Regions from separate parts of the Homo sapiens genome. Here region 1 is linked to region 2. The links are chromatin contacts, found by Hi-C in ENCODE. All regions are on one chromosome and are shown on one strand. Each heading gives the region's core, a stretch centred on a gene start or an enhancer-like site at or near the end of the contact. The rest is flanking DNA. Distances are from core to core; before and after follow the strand shown. Region 1 overlaps LOC105377468 (a long non-coding RNA gene). Region 2 holds the start of SMAD1 (SMAD family member 1).

Region 1 (6,283 bases), core at 1,862-4,361, 570 kb after region 2:
CTTCCATCTTCAAACCTGGTAATGGCAGTCAAATCTTTCTCCTACTATACCACCCTGAAACTGACTCTTCTGCCTCTCTTTTTCACTTACAGGGACGCTTGTCATTACATTGAGCCCAGCTGAATAATCTACGCTGAGCTGCCCATCTCAAGATTCTTAGTTTAACCATATCCACAAAGTTCCTTTTGCCATGTAAGGTAACATATCTAAAGATTCTAGAGATTAAGATGTGGACATATTTGAGGGGGCATTATTCTGCTTATCACACCAGCATTACATGTTTGGTGAGTATCTATGAGGAAGACTTTTTAGTATATATTCAGTTATATTTGCAATTTAACATGTTTTGTCTAGCTACTTGGGAGTCTGAGGCAGGAGGATCTCTTGAGGCCAGGAGTTTGAAGCTGTAGTGTGTTATGGTCATGTCTGTGAATAGCCACTGCACTCCAGCTTGAGCAACATAATGAGTATCTGTCTCCAAAAAAAATTGTCTAAATAATGTTTTAAAATAATCAAAATGAGATTTTATACTATTCTGCTGCTTGTTTGTTTTTACTTAGCAGTATATAATGCATAGCTTTCCACATTGGACAAGATAAATCTAGTAAGGTAATATTTTAAAGAAAGGCTTTCTTCTGAAATTTTGAGAAAAAAATTTTTTTTTTCTGAAAAAAAATAATAAGGGGGGAAAAAAGAAACCAGGAATCCTGCCTTAGGCTAAATGAAGTGAAAAATGAAAGTGTGGGGCCGGGCACGGTGGCTCACATCTGTAAACCCAGTGCCTTGGGAGGCCAAGGCAGGAGAATCACTTGAGGTCAGGAGGTCGAGACCAGCCTTGCCAACATGGTGAAACCTTGTCTCTACTAAAAATACAAAAATTAGCCAGGCATGTTGGTGGGTGCCTGTAATCCCAGCTACTTGGGAGGCTGATGCAGGAGAATCGCTTGAACCTGGGAGGCGGAGGTTGCAGATTGTGCCATTGGACTCCAGCCTGGAGGACAAGAGCAAAACTCCATCTCAAAAAAAAAAAAAAAAGAGAAAAAAAAGAAAAGAAAAGAGAAACGAAAGTGGGAAGTTCAAGAGAAGTAGTCTCAGCTCTTTGCATATTGCAGGTGAATGTCATATTTTAGGAAGCGGTTAATATCCAGTTATGTTCTGCTTAGCTCTAGTGAAAATAATCTCATATGCTCACTGTAGTGGGCATTTGTGGTTATTTTACTGCTTAGTGTCTATTCCCCTTACCAACAGCATCCGATTTCCCTTAGAGCATTACACTCCCCAGTGGATAACCTTTTTGGGTGTGCCCTGCACCTCCTAGTGAAGAGGGGCCACGTGACCCAAGCTAGGCCAATCACATATTGCCTCTTTTAAACCTAAAATTTGGAGAAGATGACAAATAAATAACAGTTGACATTTCTACATCCTCGAAATGGTTCTAAAATGATTTTTAAAAGGGTAAGTAGTTAGCAAAATATAAAATAAAACCCTTAAAACCAACATTGAGCCCTGTCTTCAGAATTGTAACTAAAAATAGTTTTAAGAATTGTTGGTTGGGTGCAGTGCCTCATGCCTGTAATCCCAGTACTTTGGGAGGCCAAGGTGGGCAGATCGCTTGAGCCCAGGAGTTCAAGACCAGCCTCGGCAATGTAGTGAAACCCCATCTTACAGAAAATACGAAAAACAAAAATAAGCTGGGCCTGGCGGTGCGTGCCTGCAGTTCCAGCTACTCGGGAGGCTGAGGTGGGAGAATCACTTGAGCCCAGGAGGCTGAGGTTGCAGTGAGTGGAGATTGCACCACTGCACTACAGCCTGGGCAACAGAGTGAGACTCTGTCTTCAAAAAAACAAACAAACAAAAAAAAGAATTGTCAGTCTGCAGCATAATAGATAAGAGCTATTTTGTTGAGATCTCTCGTTTTTATCATTGGGTAAAAAGGTGAGTGTACCCAGGGAATCACTTAGGCAATCCCAATTCGTCTCGACATTGGTAACCTGACATTACAATTTGGGAAGCTACAGTCGTTATTGCACCTGAGCCATGGTGCGCACCTACCCCTGTACTCTGTAGCCAGACCAGCTGAGTTGAACGGCTTTAGTCAATATCTGAGCTGGGTGAGGCTGGGCAAAAGAGCAATAGGTGAAAACAATCCCAGCAAGATGCCCTCTCTTCCTTAGAAATCAATTACTGAGATATCAAAAAGGAAAAGCAATAGAATGCTTTGCCTAATTAAGCAGTTGAGTTTGTAAGTATTTGATAAAACAGCAAAAGTAAATGCAGCACATATATCAGAGCTCTTGGTTGTAAACAGTGGAAACCCAAGGTGGCTTACTTTGAGCTCCATGGAGGAATACGGGGAGAGATACAATAGGTGCTCCCAGAAAGCTTGTGAAGGGAACAACCAAACCCCAGAAGACAGGGTGCACAGAGTTGGGCAGTGGGATTCTCCAACTCTAGAACTGAGGACCTTACACTTGGTATCACCTGTCCCTACAATTTGGCTTCATTCTTCTATACCAGCTGTCTCCATGGGGTGGAGTTACATGGCTGCTTCCAGACATCATCATTAACAAAGAAAGCTCTTCTTCCTTGTGGAGCTCCACTTCAGAATCCTGGTGAAGGCCTCTGATTGGTTTACCTTTCATAGCCTCTTAGAATAATCACTAAAGACAGTGCATGATGCATGGTAATTAACCACATTCCTGCCCTTTGACTGGAACAGAGAGATCAGGGGTCCATAATTAGAAGTTCACACTAGAACCATGTGATTGAAATGGAGAAAGGTAGACAAAAACAATCCATGTTCAACAAAGCCTGTATATGGAGTCAAATATGCCATATTTGGGTATTTATAAACCTATGGGAAGAAAGAATCTGGGTATCATTTGATTTCACAAACTAACATCCCATCAAAAGTGAAAACAAAACAGGATTTATTCAACAAATATTTATATGGCTTAAAATGAGCAAAGCTTGTTTATTTCTGATTTTTGATCACTCATTGGCTTTTTCAGGATGCCGCTGATATTTTTGTCTCTGTGAATGTGGAGGTCTTTCTAAATTTGTCTTAGTAATAACCCTCCTGGAGGGTTTCCTAATATATGCAGGAGATAAAGAAAGAATTACTATATACTTGCCCCCAGCGTGGATTTCTTCATAAGCTGCATTCCAAAGGGAATACTGCATGCATTACCAAAGTTAAAATGCATGAGTCTGTAGAGCTACACTTTGAAAATATTTAAAATGCTAAAAGATGTGTGCATGTATGTCTGAATATGTCTGAATGCAAATGTGTGTGTATGTGTATTTGTGTATGTGAAAACTCTGTTGTAAAATGAAAAACTGAGGGTTGAGTAACCTGGATAGTTCAACAACTTTTAAAGAAAAAAAGAAATACCTCTTAAATTTGACTCATGACGTTTATTTTGCCTGCATGGTGAAAATGTTGATTTCATTAGTCATAGTAGTTGGCCAATGACAGCTATTTCAATATAATCCTTGGATAGTTGACAGCCTTACCAACCATTTCTACAGTTATGAAAATATTCCTCTTCATAATGTGTTAGGAGGTATTACTGCATTTTTTAAAAGTTCAATTTCTTCATTTTTCTTAAACTAGTGAAAATAACTTTTTAAAATTGGTTTTCACATTTTTGCTGCAGTTATCACTATAAATATGTATTATTTTGGCCTATCAGCAGATATCATATTACTTTTGTCAAGAAAATTACCAGTAATACTTGTAGCAAATAAGACATAAATGTAGATAGGCAAACTTACCATCTTTGTTTGGGTTCCCCAGAATGCAGAGTGAGATAAAGATTTGATTACAGATAGTTTATTTGGTGATCCCAGGAACTTCACGGAATGGAGTGGGGAAAGGGAGAGAAAGAAAGGAGAAAAGTAAAAAGGGGGTGCCTTAATAAGTAGGTTCCATTTTTCCTAAGCAACTGGGGCCTACTTCCTCTGGGGAGCCTCTGAGAAACCAGAAAGAATGTATCTCAGAAGGAATTCACTCTTCTGACTCTTGAACCTCGTTGATTAAAGTTGACCTTGGAGGCATTATGCCCTTAGCACTTGCAGGCTACTCGCACTGTGAGCTGAGAAGGGCCTCAGCAGAGAAGCAGAGAGTTATGGCACTCGTGGTAGGAAGATGGCAGTGTGTATAGACATGTTTGCAAGCTGCCGGGGAGCTAACAGGTGAGCCGGGGAACATGGGCAGTGTATCATTAGTGACTACCATGTTCATTCCTTGCTCTCAGCAGATCCTCTCATGCCCACCCTTAGTTTGCTCTGTTACTGACATTTCAGAGTTGTAGCTGGCTGCAATCTCCAAAAATGACTGAAAATAGAAGAATATGTGGAACAAGTCACAATCTTCACTGCTGCAGCTGGTCCCAAGGCTATAATCTATACTCATCATCTCTCTCCAATTCCACTTCTTCTAGATTTCCCGAATCCTTGGCTAGCACTTCCACTAGTCATCATTGCTTGCTCAGTGTATGACCAGACCTTCATCTCTGAGTGGCTGGGCCTTGATTACCTTGCCCTTGTGAGGACATGGCTACTTCAATTGCTTCTCTGCTATTATCGCCAGACAAAGAAGCACTAAGGGGGGCCTGAGTGATTCCCCCAAGTTCTAGACATCTTCCTCCCTGGGCCCATTATGTAGCAGCAACTCCGACTCTTCAAGATAATCAGTCAGGTGTCCCTGCCAGTATAGTACTCCCATTTTTGCCTGCTGACCTGTCAGTATGGAGATGCCCAAATCCTCAGATGGCACTGCATTGATGCAGTGGAACACTTACTGTCTCCGTCTGTACACACACCTTGAGACCAAGGCTTTTAATCAGGAAGAGCCTAAAGTTGTAAGAATTAAAAACATAATTTCCACTAATGGGTGAAAGGGAGTGTGTTTAAGTCAGTCCTACTTGTATCCTTTAATTATCATTCCTGTGTATTCCAAATGCTGGGAAAACAGCACAGTGATTGCATATAGTGATCACTGGTTCAACAAATATGCTGTATCCTCGAGGACAATGACCTAGCCATGCAAGGTGCAATTCCTAAGCCAATGCCTTTTTAAGTCTTTAAAAGGCTATTCAGATACTCTCTCAGACCCCCGCAAAGTCAATAGTCTTCTGATACAATAGATCAGAGCATTATTCTCATGGGTAGTATTTATTATTGTTATTTTTTTGCCTCAGGAATTCAAAGCAGCTCACCAAGTGCTGTGCCTCTGTCTTAGTGGTAGGAAATGTAAAGTATTCTTTTGAGTAGGGTGTCTCAACATACCCCTGGATCTTTGGGCCCCTAAAATATTCCCTGATGTGGCAGACTTCCAAAACTTTGTAGGGCTTATCTCTCATTCCTTCAGCATGAAGTATTTAAAACCAGTATACTTGCTCCTTCCTAAAAACCAAGTTCAATTATTATTCTGTCATTAATATAATGGGCCAGGATGATGTTCTATAGAATGTGAAGATGATCAAGGTCACTGAAGACTATATTGTAACAGAAATGAGGATCATTGAACAAATTCCTAGGGCCAGGTAGTGAATGATAAAGAGAATGCATTCAACAAAAACAACAATCTTTGGCACTTAACGTGAGACTATTGAAAAAGTGGTTTGCATTCACAAGAGAAAGACAGAAGTGCACATTCACTATCAATATGAAGGATCTTGCTAAAGCAACCAGCTTACTTGCTCTTCATGTGGCTTTGCTTTCTTCCAGCATGGCAGCCTCAAGGTAGGTGGTCTTGTTATTTAGTAGCTCAATCTCACAGAGGCATATGTCCCCAGGAACAAGGCAGAAGCTGCATCACCTTTTATGACTCAGCTGTAAGAATCACACAGTGTCACTTCTGTACATTACAGGTCAAAGCAAGTAAAGTCCAGCTTAGATTCAAGGGCATTGAAATTAGGTTTCATCTCTTGGTAGAGGAGTGACAAGATTGCATTGTAGAAGAGCATTTGGGATGAGAGACATGGTTGCAGCCTTCTTTAGAAAATACAATCTGTCATATCTCTCACAGCAAGAAATGTGCTACCCTGCTCAGGGCATGCTGAGACTTGTTTCCAGTTTTTGGAATAGAGGCAATGAGGGCAGGAAGTAGCAGACCTTGAAGTAATCTTGGAGGTGTCTGCTTCAGAGGAGGACTGTGTAGAGTCTCTAGGCAAAGGGAAGCTGTTCTGTTCAAGTAACAGGGTGCAGGATACTCCTGCTAGCCTGGGTTGTTCAGGGAATCTAGGGGTTCAAGGTTATCTAGCACATCTATCCAGAT
Region 2 (5,970 bases), core at 1,995-4,494:
TTTCTACCCTTCCTCTCATGTTCTCTCTCTTGCTATGTGATGCCTTCTGCTATGTTGTGATGAAGGAAGAAGGCCCTCACCAGATGCAGCCCCTTGATTTTGGATTTCTCAGCCCCCAGAACCATGAGCTAAATTAACTTTTATTGTGTATAAACTGCCCAGCTGGTGGTTGTATTGGTCCATTTTCATACTGCTATGAAGAAATACCCAAGACTGGGTAATTTATAAAGAAAACGTGGTTTAGGGCTGGGTACGGTGGCTCACGCCTGTAATCCCAGCACTTTGAGAGGCCAAGGCAGGTGGATCACCTGAGCTCAGGAGTTTGAGACCAGCCTGGCTAACACCACAAAACCCCGTCTCTACTAAAAAATACAAAAAAAGATTAGCCAGGCGTGGTGGTGCATGCCTGTAGTCCTAGCTACTTGGGAGGCCAAGGCAGGAGAATTGCTTGAACCCTGGAGGCAGAGGTTGCAGTGAGCTGAGGTTGCATCACTGCATTCCAGCCTGGGTGACAGAGTGAGATTCTGTCTCAAAAAAAAAAGGTTTAATGGACTCACAGTTTTACACGGCTGGGGAAGCCTCACAATCATGGCAGAAGGTGAAGGAGGAGCAAAGGCACATCTTACGTGGCAGCAGGCAAGAGGGCGTGTGCAGGGAAACTGCCCTTTATAAAACCGTCAGATTCTCATGAGACTTATTCACAATCACGAGAACAGCATGGGAAGAACCCACCCCCATGATTCGATTACCTCCCACCAGGTCCCTTCTATGACACATGGAGGTTATGGGAGCTACAATTCAAGATGAGATTTGGGTGGGGATACATAGCCAAACTCTATCAGTGGTATTCTATTACAGCAACACAAAATGAACTCAGAAAGGGAGGGAACAGCTAGCACATAGATACTGAGGTGAGAATGTGCCCAGATTGTTCCAGAAGAGTGAGGATGCCAGTGTGACTTGGGGAAGTGAGCAAGAGGAAGAGTAGAAGTGCAGGTCAGAGTGCTAAAGGAGGGGAAGGAAAGATTATGTAGAGTCTTGTGCTTATTATGGGAACTTTTATTCTGAGTGAAATGAGGACCCAAGGGAGGATTTTTTAAAAATTTAATAAAATGATATTAATATACAGTCCATATTTAGGTTTTTATAATGGTCTCATCAATGTCCTTTTAAAAAGAATATCCAAATTTTTATTATCATTTAAGGAAATAATTTGCACAATGGGCAAAATCAAATTTTATTGCATACATAATAATATTAATAGTTATCATTTAAGACTACTAGGACTGCACTAAGAAAGGCCATCTAGGCTGGGCGCGGTGGGTCATGCCTGTAATCCCAGAACTTTGAGAGGCTGAGACGGGTGGATCACTTGAGGCCAGGAGTTTGAGACCAGCCTGGCCAAAATGGTGAAACCCCGTCTCTACTTAGATGGGCGTGGTGGTGTGTATCTGTAGTCCCAGCTACTCGAGAGGTTGAGGCAAGAGAATTGCTTGAACCCGGGAGGCAGAGGTTGCAGTAAGCCGAGATCGTGCCATTGCACTCCAGCCTGGGCGACCGAGCGAGACTCCGTCTCAAAATTAAATAAATGCCATTTTTGATTTTTTTAAAAATTAACGACTTTAAAATGACAGTTTATAGCTCCTCCTCCCCATTCAGGATCCAATCAAGGTCATATACTGCATTTCATTGTCATGCTTTTTTTTTAATAGCTTGAGGTAAAATTCACATACCAAATGATTGACCCATTTAAAGTGTGCAATTTAATGGCTTTTGGTATATGCACAGAGTTGTGCAACCATCACCAGAAACTAGTTTTAGAACAATTTTGTCACCCCATAACCTTTAGCTGTCACTCCCCAGGTTCCTCATTTCCCCAACCCTATGCAAACCACCAATCTACTTTCTGTCTCCATAGCCTTGCCTACTCTGAGCATTTCACATATGTGGAAGAATACAATGTGTGGTCTGTCTTCTTTCCCTTCACGTTTTGAAAGGTTATCCATGTAGCATGCATCAGTATCAGTACTTCATTCCTTTTTATGGCTGAATAATGTTCTCTTGTATGGGATACTTTATACTATTTATCAAGGGAGGGTTTTCAACAGAGGAGTGGCCTGATCCGAGTGGCATTTAACAAGGTTCACTTTCCTGTTGTTCTAAGGAGCAGAGAATGATCAACTGCGTCAAACGCTGCTTTTAGGGAAAATAAGATGAGGCCCACGAATTGACCAGTAAGTGCTCAAATAGGTTAAGGGAAAAAGGAATTTAATTAGAAGACATATTCTGATATACATTGCTGGGAGTGATTTTTTTTTTTTTTTTTTTGCTTCATGTGAAATTTATTCCTCAAAAAAAAATCATTTTTTCTAAACGTAACTCAACATTATAGTAATTATGCAAGATTTTATGCAGCTTCAAGAGTTAGCCAAGAGAAAAGTTGACTCTTGCAAGAAGATATTTTCAATGTCTATGCAGATCAGGTAGGTAAGAGTTAAGTGCGGGGGAGTTGGCATCATCTAAAAGACTGTAGAAATTGGACCAAAAATGTGGAGTTCTAAAGCAGTATCTCCTTATGGCATGCCATTATTTGGAGCAACAAGGTTACCTACTCGAATCACTGGATCCTGAGTTGACACAAAACGCATCTGTTGACTCAGGGTTTGTATAACCACGTGCAGTATTTACTAGGCTATCCAATTCTGGGTACGTACAACTTCTGGGGCCTGCAAATTATTGGAGAGTGAGTGAGGGGCAACGAAAGATAGACATAAAAGGGCGCGTCTCGAAAGGTAACTGTCAACATGCACTCCACGTTTATAGAACGATTCAGTGGGCGCGGTGGAAGCGTTAATGAACATTTCAGAAAATAAACATATGGAACATCGAAATTCACTTGCAGATAATGGACTAAGTCCGCTCCACCGGGACTAAAAAGGCAGGGTTAGGAAAGCCTGAACGCCGCCACACTGTTTTTTCTCCAGGAAGAAACGGGGCGTGGGGCTGCCGGTAGAAGGGGGTGGCTCCGGCCGCTCCCCCGCGCCGTCCTCCGGCCCCGGCCGCGCTGCGCTCACGCCGGCCGGGCCGGGAATTTGGAGAGGATCCCTGGTCGCGCGGCAGCGGCGGCGGCGCGCGGGTGAGCGGGTGAGCGTGTGAGCGGGCGGGCGGGCAGGCGAGTGCGCCGGGTATTGGCAGCTGAGGAGTGGAGGCTGGGCAGCTCCGACTCCCTGACGCCAGCGCGACCAGATCAATCCAGGCTCCAGGAGAAAGCAGGCGGGCGGGCGGAGAAAGGAGAGGCCGAGCGGCTCAACCCGGGCCGAGGCTCGGGGAGCGGAGAGTGGCGCAGCGCCCGGCCGTCCGGACCCGGGCCGCGAGACCCCGCTCGCCCGGCCACTCGTGCTCCCACACGGACGGGCGCGCCGCCAACCCGGTAAAACGAAACAGACCCGAACCGAACTTTCCCTTCATGCCGCGTCCCAGCCCTCCCCTCGGCGCCCCGGGCTTTCCAGCGCCGCCGCCGCCGTCTCTGCACGCGTGGGGCCGCCGCGGTCGTGCTGGGCTGGGGGCGCGGGCAGCGGCGGGAAGGGGGCTCTTTCTGCGCGGGGCGGGCCGCGACCCCCCCCCCCCATGATGGCGCCTCCCGTCTGCTCGGAGGAGCGAACCTGCTACCACGTCTTCTCGCGCCCAGCCCGCCGGGCTCCCCTGGTGTCTTTGTTGGGTCTTCTGCTGTGGGAAGCCCAGTTCCCGGGCCCCCGAGCCTCGGCTCCCGGGCCTGACCGCGCTGGGATCTCCCCGGCCGCGCTCCCCTTCCGCGCGCTCCTCACATCTCTCCCGTGCTGCCGCCGGGCCGAGGCCCGTTCGCGTGGCCCGCGGACCCATTGTGTCCCCCGCGCCGGCGGGGCGACCCCTGCGGGAGCTGGAGGACGACCGCTGGCGCTGCTCTCCAAGGCGCCTGGTGGAGCGGGTCTCGCGGGCGGGGGACCCCGGCGCCCCGGGCCCCTCCACATCCCGCACGGGTTTTCTTCTCGGCCCCAGCAAGCCTCTTTGGGGTCGAGGTCAAGGAAAGTTCGCACCGAGATCCCCTCTAATTTATTCAAAGGTTTGGCGGCGGCGCGTAATTTTTTCCCCCTCTTCCGCCTACACCCGCTGCGTCTCCTGGTGTCTCGTTCCTTTCCCTTTACCGGAGTCGATTGCCTCACTGCATGTGTATTCGTGAGTTCGCGGTTGAACAACTGTTCCTTTACTCTGCTCCCTGTCTTTGTTAGTGTTTCTCGGGGTTGTTTCTGTAGGAAGGTGGGGGTGGTGGGCGTGAGAGACAGATGTGGGCTTGTTTTTCTAGTTGCTGAAACTGTATGAAGGCTTTAAAGGGAGAACGTTTTCTTGATGTGCTTTAGGAGGGGAGGAGGAACAAATGCCTGCCAGATCTCACAGCTACAGTAGCTGAGCTTTTGTTTATTTTGAAGAGCATGCAATTTTTAAATACACGGTGCAAGATAACCAGTAAAGGCGCGTTCCTTCTGAAAATTGAGGCCGGTCTCAGAACCATCTCCTGAGAAAGCATCCTTTTCGTGAGTGCTGAGACAACTGTCCTTTTTCTCTGCCCTCCCCCCTCTTTTCTTTCCATTGTATCTGAAGTTTCAAAGTACGTGGAATGATACAGAAGTTGCATGATTTCTGTTATTTCTTCCTGTTGCTGAAACTCTCAGCCGCTAAATCTCAGAATGCCTCTATTTCAGAACATCTCTGGGTCTAATTGCCTGTTGTGGATAACTTGCCCACACCTCAGTAACACAATGAGAAAACTGTTCCCTGCCCATGTTGATTTTTCAAATTGTTTGTAATTACTTTAAATTGTATTGAAGGTAGGTGGACCGTGTTAAAAAAGAATCGGAACAGAAGTGTTCACTGCCCCAGCATTTTCAATTGGTATAAATATTGTTGCATCAGTGTTATTCTGATGTAGGTGCCAGATCTAAATATGCTGTACTGATTAAAGTGTTTGTTCTGCCCTCTCCCACTCTCTTTCCCATTTGCAATTATTTGCTATTTCTGTGCAGGTGGTGTATCATTGGTGTAATACTGCAGTTCTTAGGAAGGTGTAGCTAGGGTCGTGAGAGATGATTTTTCTGGAGGTGGGTGATGCCAGAGCCTCTAGAGGATCCAGGCAGGATCGAGTTTCTTCTGAGGGTAGGGATTTGTCCTTGATTTAGTTTTGACCCCTACAACCATAGGTATGTAACCAAATACATTTTACCTCTTGCAGTATCCTTTGGTTTCGTATCCTTGAAGAGCTGATGACCTTTGTGTTTTAGAGAAATGACAATTTTTAGGCAATTAAAGACATTGGCCTCTTACACTTCTTGGAATTTTATGTTATTTTTACTAAGTTCATTAAGGCATTAAGAGGAAGTTGTCACATTTTCTCAACTACGTTTATTACATTTATTAGTTAAAAACTAAATTTCACTTTGTAATTTTGATTTCTAGCAATTCTGGGTTAAATATTAAATCTAATAACCTAGTAGATTGGAAAAAGAAGTAGCTTGGGTATAGTAATTAGACTAGCATGTTTAAGCTGCAGTAGCCTACATAATCAAGGCCAAGTGTGTGTGTATAAAAGATCTCATTTGTGTAGTCTTACAAGGCTAATGGAGGCATCACTGAGGCTTTATAAATAATGTAAGTTGGGTATAATGTAGAGTCTCCAGAGACGGCAGAGAAAGCATCATTACCAGCCTTTTCAACCTGCTTGAGATCTTAAATTGATTTACAGCACTGAACTGGTGCAAAATGATACATCAGGATGACATGGGGTCAGCCTGTAAAAGTCTATGATGTCAGCCTATTAGTTCAGTCATCATAATTAAACCATATTACAGGGGTAGCTAAGCAGGAGTCTGGCGTTATACTTCAGATATGGGTGGTACATGGGTTTTGTTTATAGTGGAAAGGCTGAGATGGCCAGGGATA

What was found. Hi-C counts contacts between places; a loop is a spot of excess contacts on that map. Pooled maps may share reads with other maps.
Region 1: a map with no recorded cell type shows a loop between it and region 2 (2.4-fold over the local background). The contact joins the enhancer-like site here to the promoter of SMAD1 in region 2. A Hi-C loop is called at or near these places in 5 of 37 single-sample maps with no recorded cell type and 1 of 50 pooled maps.

Annotation. Positions count from the first base shown.
Region 1 is chr4:146,048,785-146,055,067 of GRCh38, forward strand. It overlaps LOC105377468 (a long non-coding RNA gene), which reads right to left. Exons shown (of 4, transcript NR_188432.1): 4 at 5,618-6,283. Among named protein-coding and RNA genes, the nearest start is that of LINC01095, 70 kb to the right of the region's middle. RefSeq lists enhancers at 5,437-6,283, 5,974-6,223. Within about 2 kb of position 3,112, at least 2 of the 41 ENCODE cell types and tissues checked have a DNase peak (open chromatin) inside an H3K27ac peak, as active enhancers do.
Region 2 is chr4:145,478,609-145,484,578 of GRCh38, forward strand. It overlaps SMAD1 (SMAD family member 1), which reads left to right and starts at 3,245. Exons shown (of 7, transcript NM_005900.3): 1 at 3,245-3,430. RefSeq lists silencers at 3,014-3,143, 3,314-3,473, 3,814-3,873, 3,964-4,063.